Linked DNA regions of Homo sapiens: region 1 is linked to region 2. The links are chromatin contacts, found by Hi-C or POLR2A ChIA-PET in ENCODE. All regions are on one chromosome and are shown on one strand. The core of a region is the stretch at or near the end of the contact, and the rest is flanking DNA. Distances in the headings are between cores, read along the strand shown.

The links. A loop is a pair of places that touch in the nucleus more often than their neighbours do. ChIA-PET counts read pairs that join two places held with the same protein, here RNA polymerase II (POLR2A). Pooled maps may share reads with other maps.
Region 1: a map of PC-9 shows a loop between it and region 2 (7-fold over the local background). The contact joins two enhancer-like sites. A Hi-C loop is called at or near these places in 1 of 168 maps with a recorded cell type or tissue (PC-9), 5 of 37 single-sample maps with no recorded cell type and 10 of 50 pooled maps. POLR2A ChIA-PET finds 5 or more read pairs at or near these places in 2 of 52 experiments (Panc1 and T-cell).

Annotation. Positions count from the first base shown.
Region 1 is chr3:72,819,105-72,825,935 of GRCh38, reverse strand. It overlaps SHQ1 (SHQ1, H/ACA ribonucleoprotein assembly factor), which reads left to right. Exons shown (of 11, transcript NM_018130.3): 6 at 1,385-1,512. Among named protein-coding and RNA genes, the nearest start is that of SHQ1, 26 kb to the left of the region's middle. RefSeq lists enhancers at 3,340-3,619, 3,640-3,689. Within about 2 kb of position 4,720, at least 13 of the 41 ENCODE cell types and tissues checked have a DNase peak (open chromatin) inside an H3K27ac peak, as active enhancers do; they include PC-9, where a contact is called at or near this core.
Region 2 is chr3:72,627,683-72,634,124 of GRCh38, reverse strand. The region is part of intron 8 of LOC105377161 (a long non-coding RNA gene); the gene reads left to right. Among named protein-coding and RNA genes, the nearest start is that of RYBP, 180 kb to the right of the region's middle. Within about 2 kb of position 4,729, at least 4 of the 41 ENCODE cell types and tissues checked have a DNase peak (open chromatin) inside an H3K27ac peak, as active enhancers do; they include PC-9, where a contact is called at or near this core.

The sequences.
Region 1 (6,831 bases), core at 3,471-5,970, 190 kb before region 2:
GCAAAGCTTTTAGTGCGGTGCCTGGAACATACAAAGAACTCCGTAAGTTGTCTGTGATCTTTCTAATTTTTAAGTGATTTCAGTATCTCAGTTGAAAGGGAAGGCTGTGGAAAACTATCAGTTAGAAACTGATATAAGATTATAGTTTACAACTATAAGGTTGTAAAACTATCAGTTAGAAAATTCAGTGTATCAAAGCAACCAATTCCTTGAGTTTCTAGTTAACTAAAATATAAATAAAATTTTCACCATGAGTTATACCTTGTTAATGCTTTTCCCAAGAATACCAATTTCCAACTTTGAATGCAAGATAGAATCATTTCTGAATAAGTGTCCTCCAAGAGTGAGAGGTGTATTTTGAATGTGGCTGTTATTTTTCTAGTTAAAACAGGAATGTAGAGTGCAGGAAAATTAGCTTTCTGTTCTCTACAAATGTTGCTTTTATCTTCTTCAGTAGTTTAAGGAACTTTAAAATTAGTATCTTAATAAAATAGATTTTATCTTGGTAGAAAATATGAGTGCACATGCCAAAAATGGTGTGTGTGTGTGTGTGTGTGTGTGTGTGTGTGTGTGTAGCCCCTTTTAGCCTCTTTGTGGAGATGCAGTATCCTGAATTTCCTACTCATCTGCTTGTTTTTCTTTGCTGGTTGAGTTCAAAAATTTTTTCCTTTATTGAAATTTTACTAAAGTCTGTAGTACTTGCATACCTAGCACAAGTGCTAGATTTCAGTCCAATGTGTCTTCAGATTTGCTTCATTTCACATCATCGAATATGGGATGGGACTTCAGGGTAGGACCAGTCTTCTATGTACCTTCTATTTAAAGAGATCAGAGGTTGGACACAGTGGGTCAAGCCTGTAATCCCATCACACTTTGGGAGGCTGCGGTGGGAGGGTCACTTGAGGCCGAGAGTTTAAGACCTGTCTGGGCAAGGAAGCAAGACCCTGTTTCTATGAAAAAATAGAAATTAGCCAGGCACAGTAGCATGTGCCTATAGTCATAGCTACTTGAGAGGCTGAGACAGGAGGATTGCTTGACCCCAGGAGTTTGAGGCTGCAGTGAGCTGTGATTATGTTACTACTGTACTCTAGCCTGAATGACAGAGTGAGACCCATCTCTTTTAAAAAAAGTTAAAAAAAAAAAAAAAAGAGATCAGCAATGTTATATATCCCTTTAGGCAGATACTTACTTTTGTTTTATGGTAAATAACTTATGTTTGTGGTTAGTAACTACAAAGAAAGTAAATATAGTGTTCAGTCTTTCCTTGAAATGTACTTTGAATTAAAATCTGTATTTCTAGTACAAATATGAGTTAAGATAAAATGTTAAAAAGTAAAAGCCAGTGAAATCCTGTATAGTAAGTTCTTTCAATGTTTTTTCCTAGAGCTGACTTTTTTGAAGATGAGGCGATTGAACAGATTTTGAAGTATAATCCTTGGTGGACTGACAAATATTCAAAAATGATGGCCTTTTTGGAAAAGAGTCAGGAACAAGAAAATCATGCTACATTAGGTAAGAAACTCAAATTCGGCTAATTTGTTTCATTTTAAAATCTCATGGTGTACCACGTTTACTGCCTTCCATATTATTAAGCGTATAGTTGTAATTGCCTTATAATGTTAAAATATGAGTTTGAATTGCTAATTTTGGAAATGACTTCTTTGCCCCTGACTGGAAAATGCCGCTAAATAATTAGGCTTATTTGTGTTGGAAAATTCTTTTGAAGTATGGTTTCCTTTAGAATCATTGGAGTTCTTTTATAATTAATTATTTTTTAAAACCTAAATTTAGGGATATTATCACACAGGACATTTGTAGTTTCTCAATAACCTGCTTAAGAGGTATGAACATTCTTCTTTGGTAAGGACATTTGAGTATTAGTAACGGGCGGGGGGAAGACCCAAGTGGGAAAAGACCTAGATGGACATGTTATTACCAGCTTCTCTAAGTGCAGTGTAGCATTGATATATTAAGACTATACATTAGAAATATAACATTTGCAGACAGATCAAGAAGAGAACACCCATGTTTTCTGTCACACTGATTTGGCTTTTATTTACATATTAAAAATAAAATTTCAATGTTTAAATGGAAAGAATACATATATATGTACATTCTGAAGAGTATTAAATGGAATATAGACTCTTCCCACCCCAAGTTCTTCTTCCCGGAAGTAATCACTATTAGCAATTTTGGGGATATTTTAAAAATATATATTCCCACATCTAAACAGTCGCTTTAAGAAATGTCTACACATAGACTCACGTATACCCGGTTTGTACCTTGTTTTCAATTTGTAGTGTGTGTTGCACATCTTCCATATTAGTATGTAGAGATCTACCTGAAGCTTTTCATGATTACATAGTATCCGGTTGGATATTTTTTTCATGATTGATGGATATTTGGGCTGTTTACTACTGGTGGACATTTGGGTGACTTCCTGTTTTCTGCAGTTGCAAATAGTATATATAGTGGCCTTCTTTGACCACTCATTCTGAAGTAGCTACAGGGTCTCTAATGCATCACAGTTTTTTATTTTCTGCATATCAATGCAATAGCCTGTTATCTGCTATTTTTTCAGTGTCTAGTATAGTGCCTGTTATATAAAGGTACTCAGTAAATATCTATAAATATTGTAATAAATGTTTTTATGGTTAAGTTTTATTAAAGTTTAGGTGAGTTCTACCAGATCAAAAAATTGCTACTATAATATTTTAGAAAATAGAGGATTAGCTTTATTGCATAACAGAAGCTCATTATAGTGACTCTTTTTTTTTTTTTTTTTTTGAGACGGAGTCTTGCTCTGTCGCCCAGGCTGGAGTGCAGTGGCACAATGTCGGCTTACTGCAAGCTCTGCCTCCCGGTTTCACGCCATTCTCCTACCTCAGCCTCCCAAGTAGCTGGGACTACAGGCACCGGCCACCGCGCCTGGCTAATTTTTTGTGTTTTTACTAGAGACGGGGTTTCACCCTGTTAGCCAGGATGGTCTCGATCTCCTGACCTTGTGATCCGCCAGCCTCGGCCTCCCAAAGTGCTGGGATTACAGGTGTGAGCTCCCGCGCCCGGCCTATAGTGACTCTTTGTTATAGATTTATTGTCGTTTTCAACAAATCCTGACTTTTATATTTGAGTTTAAGCAGCTTTCAGAGACTTCTCACATTATGTATATATAGACAAATTTTCAGGTTTAGGATTGCTAACAGAATATAGATAGTTAATTGTACATGCTAGGTAGATCTGATCATGAAGTTTGAACAAACTTAAATCATCAAGTGTGTCAACTGGTTTGAGTCAGTTTCCCTAATTTTAGCACGGTATTTTAATGAGGTGGTGTGGGAGAAAATTGATGGTTGCGTAGTTGAGTTTTCTGTCCACCAGGGTGAGCTAGTTGCCCTAAAAATCAAGAGAAGGCGTTCCCTTTGATTTAAATTCTAACTTGCTCTACTTTGATAAACTGTAGCTTGTTCTCAGTCCAGTTTTCTGTGTCAGCAATGCTCTTAGTCTTCTTTGTGTAATTTTAGCAGGAGATCAAGCCACTCAGTCCTTTTAACCACCTGCCCTCCTGACCCTTCATCTGACCCATGACTGATAGCCAGGCTGGTGCATCAGGAACAGTCATAGTCTGCAAAGCCATTATGGTGATTCATTCTAAAAACCACCTTTAAAAATAGCAAGGACATGTGATCTAAGGTAGACGAACTTGAGCTTTGTGTCGAACAGCGTGTCTCTTCTAATAATACCAAATGTAAGATATAAACTAAATGTAGGCTTGGGGTTGGACTTCTTGTTCCACCACATGCCTGCGATATGATCTTGCACCTTTGGGTTGCTGTGGAATGCTGTACCTACCTCAGAGTTGTCCTGAGATTGAATGAAACGATGTATTTAAAATCCTGTAAATGTTAGAAATTATTATTGTAGAGTAAAATCAGTCACAGGAGAGCCAGGAGTTGGATGGTTTCTCTGTGAAATTACAATTTTTATACATTTAGAAAGCTTTAAGGGAAAGTTCCTTGTTAACAAGATTTCTCTCTCATTTGAAAAATCCTGGTTCAAATATTTGGGGCACTCAGAATTGGAGGAATAAATTGAAGTGTGTTGAGCCAGGATAAAATATGGGGGAAAAGAAATAAACCAAGAAATAAACATCACAGTTTTCTGCTGAACTATGGTGCATGCTGCTGTACCTTTTCTCCTCTTCCTCTTTGTTCTTTGCCTCTCTGGCCTTCTTCCTCTTTGTGTCATAGCGTGGGCTGTTGTCTGTTTAACACCTCCTCATCAGGTGTCGCCAGGCAGATACAACAGTGCAGGTGAGGGGTGTACCTTTGATTCATTCTGTATCATAAAATATTAACCTAGATTGCTTTGAATTCCAGATAAGCCTTAGGTGGTGAACTTTGCTCCCTCTTTTTCTCCCTTGGTTGTAATTCTTGTCGTTTTCATCACAGCCCTGAGTTACAACAGGGAGACTTTTCTCCAGCTTTGTAGTGATCCAGATTTTCCTCCCCAAAGGCTTGTAAATGGAAGTGTTAAACGCCGTGCTTCCCCTGAGCTCTGGTTTCATGAGGATGAACTCACCGCATTTCCCATGTTGTCTTTCAGTGGTTAATCTGAAGCTCCAGAGTCTTGGCACGTTATTGCTTGTTATGACACCACGTAACATTTATAGTCAATGAACTTCCTAGCAGGGACATCCTGTTTGGCACCAGTGAGCCCTTCAGTGTTTGTAGAGATAACTGTCAGTGTCAACTTTGAAAGTTGTAGCACTGCAGGGCTACCCATTTAGGCTGAAGGTTTGAATGCAGCACAATTTTTTCTGGTTCCCTTGATCTGGTTCCAGTGAATGTACAATGTAATAGACAGATGTGCGTTACTCTGAGAGCATTGAGATCCTTTGTGATTTAATTGTTGACCCAGATAAGAGGGATGTTTGGGAGGGGGATTTAGAGAGGAAGGGAGGATTTAAAAGTAACAAAATTAGAAAATATTTGGAAGAGAAAAGTGACTACCTTGCAGACATCTTTCATTTTGATAGTCCCTTTGCAGCCTTCAGACATATTGGTGGGGTTTTTGATGTTGGGAGGTGGTCCTTGGCCATTTGCTTCAATGCTAGGGCACCAGTTTCCTCCTCAAATGTATTGAGAGTTCAGCTGACTTTTGTTTCACTGGAGATTATTTTTAAAAGTATAATTAGCCAAAACATTGTGAACTATATAGCAAAGCTGCTTTGTAGTGTAGCTAAGTCATACAAATGCTTGACAAATGTTATTCATGGTGGCAATCATCCAAGCATTGTTGGCACTGCATCTGTAGTTATTTCCAGTACTGCTGCTAGGTTAGACTTGATTGTGTGCAAACTTCCCCCAAGTTCCCCTTTGGGTGATATGATTTACAGCTCTAATAAAAAAGGCCTTAGGGAGCTCAGACTTTTGGTTTCTCTAGTGATTTCCTGGTTTGTTGTTATTGTTATTTATCATCTCTGATTTCTTTGCTTGAATTTCAGAATTTAAATGCATTTGTGTGTTATTAATGAAGTAGGCCACAGTGGAACTTATAAATGCTCAGTAAAAGGTGGAAGTGTTTTAGGGAAAGTCTAGCAGCTCCTAGTATCCAAGAATTCAGAAGAATAATTCAAGTAGGTTTTTCTTCTGTGCACAGTTATTGAAAATGACTAATGTAGAAATACTTACATGTGGATAATGTAACGTCAGAACCTACATTGCCTAGGTCAACTTTTATAAATGGATAAACGTCGATAGGTATGATTACTTAAAAATGAAGGCATAAATATGTAGAGAGTTGACATGTTGCTAAATAGTTTCTGGGCATGCTTACTTTGTGATTGAGAATTATGTGGGAGCAGGGGTCTATTAGTCAACTAGGATATAAAGACTTTTCTCTAGTCAGAGATCATGAACACCTGGCATTTTCCCATTAGCTAAATTAATGAACATCTCAAAAACCATACCTAAGGGAATACTGTCTCTAACCTTCTTGCTAAATACAAGGAGTCATAAAATATTTTGTCAGGTATGCTTTCTTCCTGCAGTGAGTATATGCCTTCATGCCATTTCCTTAAATCAAATTGCTTAAAATGAACTGAGAGCTTTTATTTAAATTAAGGAACTTCAGATGCGTCCTCCAATGAGGCAGTCAACACTCAGTTTATCTGTCTTATTAATTAAATCCAGTAAATTTTAAATTAAATACAGTTGACCCTTGAACAAAACATGTTTGAAATGCATAGGTCTGCTTATATGGGGATTTTCTTTTGCCTCTGCCACCCCTGAGATAGCAAAACCAACCCTTCCTCTTCCTCTTATTCCTCAGCCTACTCAATATGAAGACCAGGATGAGGACCTTTGTTTATGATGCTGTACCTCCACTTAATGGATAATAAATTTAATCTTAAAGAGACTTCATGTACAATTCAAGGATTGGGGAAACCTTAACTAAAGCTATAAATCCAGAATCTTGTCTTAAAAAAAAAATGGACATATTTGACTACATGAAAAATAAGTGTTTCAATGGCAAAAGGTACCATAAACAAAGTCAGTAGAGATATGGTAGCTTTGGAAAGATGATTAGGGTTTATATCTATAATATACAGGATTCTTAATTTGACAAGACAAGCCATCCAATAGAAAAAAACTGGACAAAACACATTCGAATGGGTCACTCATAAGAGTGCAAATCCAGATTGCCTACAAACCAAGGAACTAGTGCTTAAAGTTGAGCAATTGGAGAAATACTAAGTGAAATAACAATGATAAGTCACTGTTTTAGTTTTCTCTTGCTGCATAACAAATTATCACAAGCTTCACACAGTGT
Region 2 (6,442 bases), core at 3,480-5,979:
TTGTATTTACAACTCAATAGAAATAGCTTACTTCCAATAATTTGGGTAACAGGAAATCATCTCATTTTAGAGGATCTAAGCAGTACTTCTTTACAAATTTATATATTTTAAATATGTAAATGGTTTCATGGCTCTCTCTGGGCCTCAGTTTCCCCATTTGTAAAAGGGGGGGTAATAATGGTACCTAATTCATAAGGTAGTTGTTGAGGATTAAGTGAATAAAGCCCTATGCTCCCCCTACCCAGTCACTCTCCACTTTTTTTGACCCTGCTCAGTGTCTGGGAGGCTGATCTGACTCAGGTGGGTTGTGGTCACGGGGCTCCACTGCCCTCTGGTTCTGGTAGGTTTCAGCCTATGAAAAACATGAGGCTGGAGCAGGAGAGCGGTGACTCTGCTGGGGTCAGCGTGAGCTGGCCATGTCTTGTCACCAAAGGCCCTAGCTCCTGGTGGGGAGCCCTCTCCAAAGGCCCTGGTAAAGGCTTTGTCTCCTTGTTGCTTCAGTCCCAGAGGCTGTCAGCTCCACTGTCACCTGTGTTTTCTCTACGTCTCACCCACACCTTTGCAAATGGTCTCTCTATTGAGCCGTTCTCAAAGCTCCCAATTCGAGTGCACCCCTCTGCTTCTGCTGGCTGCTGACTGATTCACTCCCTCGACAAGACCCAGGACAGTGCCTGGAACACACTCAATGCAGTCCCTACTGTAGTTATTTTGTTATTTACAAAGCAAAAAATCACATGCATCATGGATATGTGGTTCGACCATCAATTTCATAGTTCGAGGTCTTCTTTTCTTAATCAGATGTTGTGGTTTTACTTTCATGAGTTAGGAATGGCTTTGATGAATGACTGACCCTCCCATTGAAGTGCCGCCAGAAAGAATGGGTTATGGGCACAATCTCCAATGCCCAGTCATCACATTACACTCTTAGTCCTCCAGGATTCTCATCTCCCCTTATCATAACCCTCAGGACTCAACTATAACCCAGGAGGTTTCCCACTTGTACTAATGTAAATTAAGCAAACTCAGATACACCCTTTTGGTAGGGTCCATGGATGTTGTAGATTGAAAGTCTGTATTTCCCCTAAGTTCATACATTGCAGTCCTAACCTCCAAAATGATGATATTTTGATGTGGGGCCTTTGGGAGGTGATTAGATTTATTTTATTTATTTGTTTGATTTTTGAGACAGTCTCTCATTTTGTGGCTGGAGTGCAGTGGTGCAATCATAGCTCACTGCAGCCTTGACCTCCCTGGGCTCAGGTGATCCTCCCATCTCAGCCTCCTGAGTAGCTGGGACCACAGGCATGGTGCCACCACACCTGGCTAATTTTGAATTTTTTGATAGAGATGGGGTTTGCCATGTTGCCCAGGCTGGTCTCAAACTCCTGGGCTCAAGCAATCTTCCTGCCTTGGCTTCCCAGAGTTCTGGGATTACAGACATGAGCCACTGTGCCCGACTGTGATTAGATTTAGATGAGGTCATGAGAGTGGGGTCCCCCTGATGCAATGAGTGTCCTTTTACGAATAGGAAAAGGGAGCAGAGTTCTTTCCCTTTCTCTCCACCATGTGAGCACACAGTGAGAAGGTGGCTATCTGCAGGTTAGGAAGAGACCTCTCACCAGGGAACCAAATGGGCCAGCGCCCTGGTCTTGGACTTCACAGCCTTAAGAACTGTGAGAAATAAATATCTATTGCCTAAGCCACCTAGTCTATGGTATTTTGTTACAGCAGCCCGAGCTGACTAAGACGATGTAAATATTTCATGTGCATAAGAACAATGTGAACTCTTCTGCCCTAAGTGCTCACTGTGGGCCAGGTGCTGGGCTAAGCACTTTACATGAATGACCTCATTCAACGACCACAGTAACATGTATGACTACTTGTATTAGGAATTGCCTTTAGTTTTTAGAAAGAAACCAGGAATAACAATGATTCAAAAGATAATTTTTCTCACACACACAAAAAGCCGGGAGCTTGGTAGCCATGGGCTTAATAGTAGCTCTGTGGTCATCACAGTCTTGTGCTCTTTTTGTTTTATAGTGCAGGTGTTCCATCTTCAAGGTTACCTCATGCTCCAATGTGGCTGCTGTAGCTCCAGCCATTATGTCTACATTTCTGACTATGAAGGAAGGGAGGAAGGCCAAAAAAATTGTTTTAAGTGCCAGCTTAACAAATCCCACCTTATGACACTTTCTCAGAAATCCCACCCAACAACTCTGCTTATATCTCATGGGCCAGAGATTGCTCTCATGGCCATACCTAGCCATGAGGTGGGCTGGTCAAGGTAGTCTCTTGGCCAGGCTCACTGCAGTGCTTAGTAATGCCAAGGTTCTGTTCCTTAAAAAAAAAAGGGAAATTAAGATGAGGCAGGTGGTTTCTGCCATAGGACTGCTGTTGTCCTCGTTTTACCAATGAGCAACATGAGGCTCTGAGAGTCAGGTGTCTTGCCCGAGACTGTATCAATAGTAAGATGGAGGCTGCATTTGGATGGATGTCTGCCCGACTCCAGTCTTTATTCACTATTGATAAAGTTTGCCTAAGAAGAAAGGCAGGAAGCAAAGTAGGCAGCCACATGCAAGCTCACATGTTTCCAATGCTGCTTGACGGGCACCCACTGAATGGGCCAGAGTTTTAATCCATCTGGCTTATGTGCAAAACTGACTCACAGAAGGCTTTCCAGAGGGTACTCTCACATAGATGGAGGACTCTCTTAACACGCTGGCTTGTCTCTCGTTCCCGGTAGACTGTAGGCGTTGAGTGGGCTGTCATGGGCACCGTTGTATGCCCAGTAGCCAGCACGGGGCCTCGCACGTCACAGGGACTCAATAAGTGTTTGCTGAATCCATGAAGGGAGTGAATGAGTGAGTGAACTAATGAACTTGGATATGGATGACAGTCATGAAAGCCAGCCAACTTATTTTTCTTGGATGGCATTTACCACCAGCTGACCAATTGTGTTGAAACCATCCCTGAAGAGGTAAAATTTCACCGAGAAAACCACCCATTGTCAACCACGAGTCCCAGGAGTCTCTCTCTGTGAAAAATAGCATGTGTGGCCCCCCATGAAACCTTTTTTTTTTTTCCTGGTAGATTTTCTGAATATCCTTTTTTTCTGACTGGCCTATAAAATGCATTGAGAAATTATGCTAATGCTAGTATCTCTCCAACCAAGTCCTACTGAGGATTGAATCTATTTTTCAAAGACAAAACTGAGTTTTAATTTAGTGCCCCCTTGACATTTTCCCTTTCAAGCACATGAAGGATGCTTCTGCAGAGGGAGAGGTCTTGGGAAATCTTTCACGGATGGCTACGCTTCACGCCTGGGTGGAGTAACCCTCAGCACGCCAGCTTTCAATTAGAAGTAAATAAATGGAGACAGCTTTGCGGTGTGCCCGATACTCTGAAAGATCAACCCCCGGCCTCGGGGCTGCCTTTCTCCCACTGCAGCTAAAAATGTTCATTTACATTTTTTTGGTGTTTTCTGAGCAGCTTTAATGTGCCAGGTTTAACCTTTAAGGCCCTCTCCCCTTCTTCCTTCTGCTTCTCCCCCAACCCCTGGCTTTGAGGATGCCACAAGCCTTGAAGCACTTGCAGGAAACAGCTGCACACAAGTGGATTTCCAACTGAATTCTTTAGATGGAAGTTTGGCTCTTGTAGGATCATGTAAAGGAGTCTTTCATTTCCCCTCTGTGATTGTCATTCTGTTTGGAATAAGGGCAGCTGGGGATGCCTCTCCTTTGCCCATTACATCCTAAGGCAGAGGTGGATTTGGGGGCCTTGGGTTAGGATTGGGGATAGGGGATGTCTGGGGAGGGACTCCTTGCTGTGCCATTCCTCCACATTTGGAGACCGGAGGGGAAGACCTTGGTGTCATTTTGAGATTCTTCTATTAGGGAACTATATCCATTAGTTATTGCTGCAAAGCAAATGACTCCAAAACTTGATAGCTTAAAACATCATTTACTCACCTTTAGCTCACAATTGTGTAGGTCAGCAATTTGGCCAGCCTCAGCCAGGCAGTCCTTTGGGTCTGTACTGGGCTGGTCTGGTCTCAGATGGGCATGATCAGCTGCCAGGTTGGCTTGCGACGGTCTCAGCTGAGATGACTGGGGCTGTCGCCATCCAGCAGGCCATCCTGCTCTCGCACAATGAGAGCTGGGCTGAGATGACTGAGGTTGTCACCGTCCAGCAGGCCAACCTGGGCTTGCTCACTTGGTGGTGGAAGGGTTCCAAGAGCAAGCACAGAAGAGCATGAAGTCTCTTGAGGCGTCAACTGAGAACTGGCGCCATGTCACTTTTGCTGCATTCTGTCAAAGCAAGTCACAAGGCCCACCCCAGTTCTGGGAGTAGAGAAAATAGCTCTGCCTCTTGATGGGAGAAGCTGCAATGCATTTTGGCAATTTTTGCAATCAACAACAAGGAGTGATTTTCCAGATCTGCTTCTCAAGGCCTAGGGCTTCCATGGAAAAGCCACAGGGGCCACTGTAGGTTCAAGATTAAAGTTTGGGCTATCCTCTCGCACCTTTAACCCGAGGAACTCACTTTTATCTGCAGAATATATTGGACTTCCAAGTAAGATCTCACTTGAACAAAGGTTGCCATGGTTAAAAGACATTGAATACCAATTAGTTAGAAGTAATTGTCAGGCTCTCCCTACCTGCTTCTGACCTCTGTGACTCATAGAATTGCACTTCCTGTTTTCTGATAAAAGAGAACTAGTGCCAAGAAGTAGGAAGATTCTGGCCTTGCTCATTCACTCATCAGTCTCTGTATCTCCAATCCTCATACAATCTCAGTGTTCTAGGCTGCAAAAAGAAGTGGAAGACAGTAATGCATAGAAGAGTTCAAACTAAAGCCAGGCTTTCAGGGTTCAGATCTCAACTTCCTCCGTTGCAGTGTGGTCATAGGAAGGTTACTTAACCTCTCTAAGCCACAGCTTCTGCATCTATAAAATGGGGTGAGAATATCTATTGCATGGATTAAAAAAAGATAATTTGTACAGCATAAAAATTACTCAAATCATGTTTACTATTTTTATGATGTAGTCTTCAAGTTCCCTTAACATTCTAACAGATTATATTCCCTATGAAATTATGGTGGGCAGTGCCAATTTCCAGTTGCTAGGTGTTCTGGTTTGGGATTTTTTTTAGGAAGGCATTCAGCAAAACAAGCCTCTGCTCACTGGCCTGCCACCAAATGGTAAAATTCAGCTGTTTGAGATTCATACCTTTGGCTGAGTACATTAAGGTGTTCTTATTCGTTAATACGTAGTTTGATTAGATCATTTTCTCCATGAATATTAAGCTGAACCCTAGGCAATGAGCAATGTGAACTTTGATGGAATGTTTTTCAGAGGAAGGGAAGATGATGTATGGGTGAACAGGAGAGAAGATAAGTTTGGGCTGGCCATAGCAGAGTTAGCGGGTGGGGAGCAAGGAGGTTGGTGCCTGAATGAAGGAGGGGACCCCTTACGCTTCCAGGAGAAGTGCCAAGAGGCACTTGGCATACTTTCCTGCTGTGCCTGGAGCTGAGAGTCTTCGTACCTGGTGCACAAGAAAGGAAAATGTATCCTCCAGCTTTGCCCATCATGATTCTGAAATGCTTTCAGGCACCCCAGGCTGTGCGGGAATATTTAAAGCCACCATGATTACCATTTGCCATCTGACAGGAAGCAACTCTGTGCCCCTGTATGAGAGAAGAGCAGTTATTTTCTAAGGTCCCCTGGGGCACGTTTTGGTGTCTCGGGGAGGAGAATCTGCACCCTCACCCCGCCTTCCTTTGGCAATGAGCAGGTCATCCATCAAGTTGGTCCTGCCCAACAGGATCTTCCAGATCTCTCAGCAGAGGCCTCCACTCCACTAGGTCTAGGCAAACAGGCTCCAGCTTGCTAAGGCCGCGGGCCTGATGGGAAGGGCAGGGCCAAATGGCCCCAGCCTGACTTTTCAGATGCTGCACGCAGACTGGGGTGCACTGAGGAGCAGTGCCTCATCTTGGGATGACAAGATGTGGCCAGGGGGTGTGTGCCTGGATTCCACAGGCATCAGCAAACACCTGGCTTCCTTTGGTATCAGGCAGAGGTGCATCTGGCTCTCAGCCAGCTGTCTATGTGGAAATATTCCACCCCTCTTTTAAAATTGCATTTTCATATCAAAGACAAGCTAGGGAACCAAGAGGCCCTTATTGGAGGGGAGCATTGTTTTTCAGGATTTGCCTTAGCATTTTTTTTACCTAGCAAATTCTCCTAAAATATTTTAGAGTTGTACTTTTTTGGTTTTGTTTTTTGGAATGTCTATCATTTTTATCAAACAAGTCATCTGTGGGTGCTCACTATGGAGAAATCTGAGGAAGAACAGATAAGTAAAAGTTTTGTTTACAGTGAAAAATTGCTTATAAATAATTTTTATTAAATTATCTATTTTTGTTTTTTCATCATTTTCTGTTG